2 separate regions of the Homo sapiens genome follow, and region 1 is linked to region 2. Evidence: read pairs that join two places in POLR2A ChIA-PET (ENCODE). Cell type or tissue: Panc1. All regions are shown on one strand.

Region 1 (2,500 bases), 160 kb after region 2:
GCAACAAGAGCCAAATTTCGTCTCAAAAGAAAAAAAAACAAAAACAAAAAACATGGAATATATGGGAAAAAAACTCAATGATCAGGAGAAATGCTATTATTTTAAAATTTAGTAAGAAGAGAGTCTGGTCCCCAATGGCTCCCTCCTGCAAGGCTGGTGACACAGAGACTGGACAGGGCTGGTCTGGTAAGAGGCCCCAGCCCCATCCGTCCCCAGCTCTGTGGCCTGGGCAGGTTACCCCATCTCTCTGCGCCTCTGGCACCTCCTCTGTAAGATGGGAATGGCCCGTGCGGGCCTAGGGCAGCCTCACATGAGCTCACATCCGCGCAGCACTTAGAAGAGTGGCCTGGGCCTCAGAATTCGGTTCTACCATGATTTAACAATAGTAATATACAGAGGTGAAATGTCAGAAGGAACTGGCTGAAAGGTTAAAATCTATTATTTTGGGGTGAATAGTTTTATTCTCTCTCTCTTTTTTTTTTTTTTTTTTGAGATGGAGTTTCGCTCTTGTAGCCCAGGCTGGAGTGCAGTGGCACGATCTCGGCTCACTACAACCTCCGCCTCCCAGGTTCAAGCGATTCTCCTGCCTCAGCCTCCACAGTGGCTGGGATTACAGGCACCCACTACCACGCTTGGCTAATTTTTATATTTTTAGTAGAGACTGGGTTTCACCATGTTGGTGAGACTGGTCTCAAACTCCTGACCTCAAGTGATGGGCCTACCTCGGCCTCCCAAAGTGCTGGGATTACAGGCATGAGCCATAATGTCCAGCCAAGAACTTTGTTCTCTTTTGCATTTTACTAATGCGTTGGAGAATGGGTGGGAGAAATACTGGGAAGGTGGGGAATGTACTCCTGGAACGACCAGAGCTGGACCCTGAGCTGGAAGAGGTCAGCCTGCCCCTGCTGCCCATGCCAGCATCCCCTTTTCTTGCTCTCTCCCCGGTCTTCCTGCCTGGGAAGGAAGCAAAAATTCTCAGGGCTGTGGAGGGGTTGGGGAGGCCCAGAGCCATGCAGGGGGCTGTGTTTAGTGGACATCAGCCCTGAGGGCTCCCGGGAGCGCTCTCTACATTGGCTGGTTTCTCTCTTGTGTCTTCAGAAACACAGTGGAGCGAATGTATCGAGACACATTCTCCTACAACTTTTATAATAGACCCATCCTTTCTCGTCGGAATACCGTCTGGCTGTGCTACGAAGTGAAAACAAAGGGTCCCTCAAGGCCCCGTTTGGACGCAAAGATCTTTCGAGGCCAGGTACCACCCGGACTTCAATCACTTTGCAGGCAGGAGCTAAGCCAGCTGGGAAAGCAAACCACGCACTGATAAGTGAAGTGCCCGGCGGCGGGCTATCCAGTGTGTCCTTCTCTCCCACACTTTCCAAGTCCGTGGCCCTGACCTTCCTGCTGGACCGTCCTGGGATCGGATCGTGGAGGGGGTTTGCCTTTGCACAAAAGGCCTTGTGTTTTTTTTTTTTTTTTTTTGAGACAGAGTTTCACTCTTGTTGCTCAGGCTGGAGTGCAATGACGCGATCTCGGCTCACAGCAACCTCTGCCTCCTGGGTTCAAGCGATGCTGTCGCCTAAGACTCCCGAGTAGCTGGGATTACAGGTGCCCACCACCACGCCCAGCTAATTTTTTTTTTTTTTGTATTTTTAGTAGAGACAGGATTTTACCATATTCACCAGGCTGGTCTCGAACTTCTGACCTCAGGTGATCCACCTGCCTCGGCCTCCCAAAGTGTTGGGATTACAGGTGTGAGCCACAGCGCCGGCCTAATTTTAATATTTAATTAATCCAATGTGGCTAACATATTACTTCAACATTAATTAACATAAAATTCTTGACAAGATAATGAAGTTTCTTTTTGTCACACTGAGTCTTTGAAATGAGCTGTGTAGGCCACGCTTGGTGGGTGGCTCGCGCCTGTAATCCCAGCACTTTGGGAGGCCGAGGTGGGTGGATCACCTGAGGTTAGATGTTTGAAAACCAGCTTGGCCAACATGGTGAAATCCCGTCTCTACTAAAAATACAAAAAAAAAATTAGCCCGGTGTGGTGGCAGTCGCCTGTAATCCCAGCTACTTGGGAGGCTGAGGCAGGAGAACCGCTTGAACCCATGAGGCAGAGGTTGTAGTGAGCCGAGATTGCATCATTGCACTCCAGCCTGGGCAACAAGAGTGAAACTACGTCTCAAAACAAAAACAAAAAACAAAAAAAGATAAATGAGCGGTGTATGGTGTATTTTTCAGGTGCCCAGGTCTTTCATCAGAGCCCCATTTCAAGTGCTCAGTAGCCCCTTTGGCCAGTGCGCCCCACCACATGGGACAGCGCAGGTCCAGTGGCCTCCCCAGCTGACCGCAGGCAGGGAACAAGGCAGACCCTAGAGGGCCAGGCCACAGCAGGGGCTGAGGATGCCTGGTGAATGGATGCCTGGGAGAATGGATGCCAGAATTCACGCATGAGGCTCTGAACAGGGCTGGGAAAACTTCCAAACGAAGGGAAGCT
Region 2 (2,500 bases):
TGGGATTTTGCTCCCATGATTAGGTTATATTGAAAAAACAGGCCGGGTGTGGTGGTTCCTGCCTGTAATTCCAGCACTTTGGGAGGCCGAGGTGGGTAGATCACCTGAGGTCGGGAGTTTGAGACCAGCCTGGCCGATATGATGAAACCCCATCTCTACTAAAAATACAAAAATTAACTGGGCGTGGTAGTGGACACCTGTAATCCCAGCTACTGGGGAAGCTGAGGCAGGAGAATCACTTGAACCTGGGAGACGGAGGTTGCAGTGAGCCAAGATTGTGCCACTGCACTCCAGCCTGGGCAACAGAGCAACACTCTGTCTCAAAAACAAACAAACAAGGTTTTGTAGACATAATTAAGGTCCTTTAAGTTGACTTTGACTTATTCAAAAGGGAGTTTATCTTGGTCTGACCTAATCAGGCGAGCTCTTTGAAAGACAATCCAAGCCTCTCCCAAGAGGAAAGGTTGGAAGCAGTGGAATTGCGCTCCTGTTGACCTTGAAGAGGCAAGATGCCATGTTGTGGAGAGGGCCATGTGGCAGGAACGGTGGTGGGTGGTTTCCAGGAGCTGAGGACCTCAGTCCTACAATCACAAGGATCTGAATTCTGTGACTAGCCACTGAGCTTGGAGGAGAACTCTGAGTTTTCAGATGGGGATGTGGCGCCAGCTGACACCTGGATTGCAGCCTGTGAGACCCTGAGCAGAGACTTCAGTTAAGCTGTGCCTGGACTTCTGACCCACAGAAACTGAAATGATAAAGGGGTATTGCTTTAAGCAATCAGTGATAGAGCATAGCAAACTAATATATCAGGCCAGTCCAGATTCAGGAACAGGGAAAGAGACTCCATGCCTGGATGGGAGGAGTGGCAGGGTCACACTGAAAAGGGAACGCAGAGCTATTATTGTAATAATTTACCTCAAGGGTCCCTAGTTGGGACACAGCTCATGCTTAAAGCTGATGGGATCCCTGGGGCCAGACACTCCTTTCACAAAGGCACCTGCAGAATTCTGGGCATCTTACCTTTGTGACTTCTACCAGTTGGGTGTGGTTGGGACTCATGGGCTATGCCTCCATGTCCCTAGCATCAGACACATGTGGGTGCCTCATAAATATCTGTGGGACAAATCAAGGAATGAAGGTGCTGAACTGGGCTTTGCAGGGATGGGGAGTGAGGCCTTTGCCAAACAGAGTTTGTCTGCACCTGGGGCAAGGAGGGACTCAGGGATGGGAGGAGGTAGCTTTGTCCCAGGCTTCGACTGTCAGCCTGGCATGGTTGAGGCACAGAGTCTCTTAAGGCTGTGGACAGTGTCAGAATTGGGAAAGAGTACTTTAGCTCCAATCCCATTGAAGATCTATCCAAGTCCACTTTCCAGAATGGACTATCCCCTCCCTGATGCCAGAAGTCAGTGCCTTGAGCTTGGGACCACAGGCCACAGGCCTTCATTCTGTCCCTGATTTGAGGTCCTGGAGGGCTGGGGTGTGAGTTAGAATGTGGAGGGTGTGGCATCATCTGGACATTTAACTCAACACAGAGTCAACTCTGCACTTGTCTCCATCATTTAGAAAATGTAAAATGATTTTCTGCAGATGTCTTTATCACTATACACTGCACACTGCTGCAACTCAACCCCTTATGTGATTGTCTTAGTCACATGTAAGTGACTTATTAAGGAAGTGCTCCCAGGGGAGATTGCTAAGGGAATGAGTGAAGCAAGATAGGAAAGGGAAGGAAGCAAGCAGAGAGTAAGGTGTCGAGCTAAAGTCCTGCAGTGAGTGGCCCCAGCCTCACGCCTCAAGGGATCTGGAGAGTAAGTTATTCCTCAATATTTTCCCCCACCCACCAGACCCTGGTTACAGGCTGCAGGGCAAGGGTATTAGGTGGGGGGAATGTTGATCCCCCAGACACGTGCTGCTTTCTGCCTCTGTCTGCAAAGTGGCTTCAGTACCCTGGGGATGGCCTTTGGAAGGAGAGCTATAGATGCTGGCTGCTGGAGGAAAGGCACATGGGTGGGCTTGGGGGGACATAGAACAGGGACCCCTGGGGATCCGAGCAGGGAACAGATGTTACTGCGGAGGGATGAGACACAGCAGCTGAGTATGGTACTTTATAGGCTCTGCAAACTCCAAGCTGCTCCCACCCCAGGCCCTTGATCCTTGCTGTTCCCTCTACCTAGAACAGTCCCATCTTCTCCCAGGGGTGGCACGGTGGCTTCTTCAGTTCTTTCAATCTCTGCTCAGATGTTACCTCTTCAAAAAGATTTCCTCTGATGACCTTATGTAAAGGAGCCCCAACTCCTACCCACCACCCTCTCTCCCCATAGATGAGAAAGAAAAATAAAAACTCAGGACCCGAATTCACTATCTTCCGGACATGTCCTTGACCTTGGCAATATAAGCTTCTCAATTGATCGAGGCCTGTCTCAGACACTTTTTGGTTACAATGTCTATTTTTTCCCCTGGTCCTTAACACTATCTGGCGTTATAGGAATGGTTTGTTTAA

Evidence for each region. ChIA-PET counts read pairs that join two places held together with the same protein. Peaks named below come from ENCODE experiments on the same cell type or tissue, not always from the same donor. Only the 100,000 strongest peaks of a DNase experiment are listed, where the experiment ranks them.
Region 1: POLR2A ChIA-PET joins it to region 2 with 8 read pairs; 2 of 35 experiments call an interaction of 5 or more read pairs at or near these places.

Annotation. Positions count from the first base shown.
Region 1 is chr22:39,041,839-39,044,338 of GRCh38, forward strand. It overlaps APOBEC3F (apolipoprotein B mRNA editing enzyme catalytic subunit 3F), which reads left to right. Exons shown (of 7, transcript NM_145298.6): 2 at 1,099-1,252. Among named protein-coding and RNA genes, the nearest start is that of APOBEC3F, 2.2 kb to the left of the region's middle. RefSeq lists an enhancer at 1-725 and a silencer at 1,572-1,802. In Panc1, no CTCF peak of the experiment used is centred here; no DNase peak of the experiment used is centred here.
Region 2 is chr22:38,877,628-38,880,127 of GRCh38, forward strand. No RefSeq gene overlaps it. Among named protein-coding and RNA genes, the nearest start is that of CBX6, 6.7 kb to the left of the region's middle. In Panc1, no CTCF peak of the experiment used is centred here; no DNase peak of the experiment used is centred here.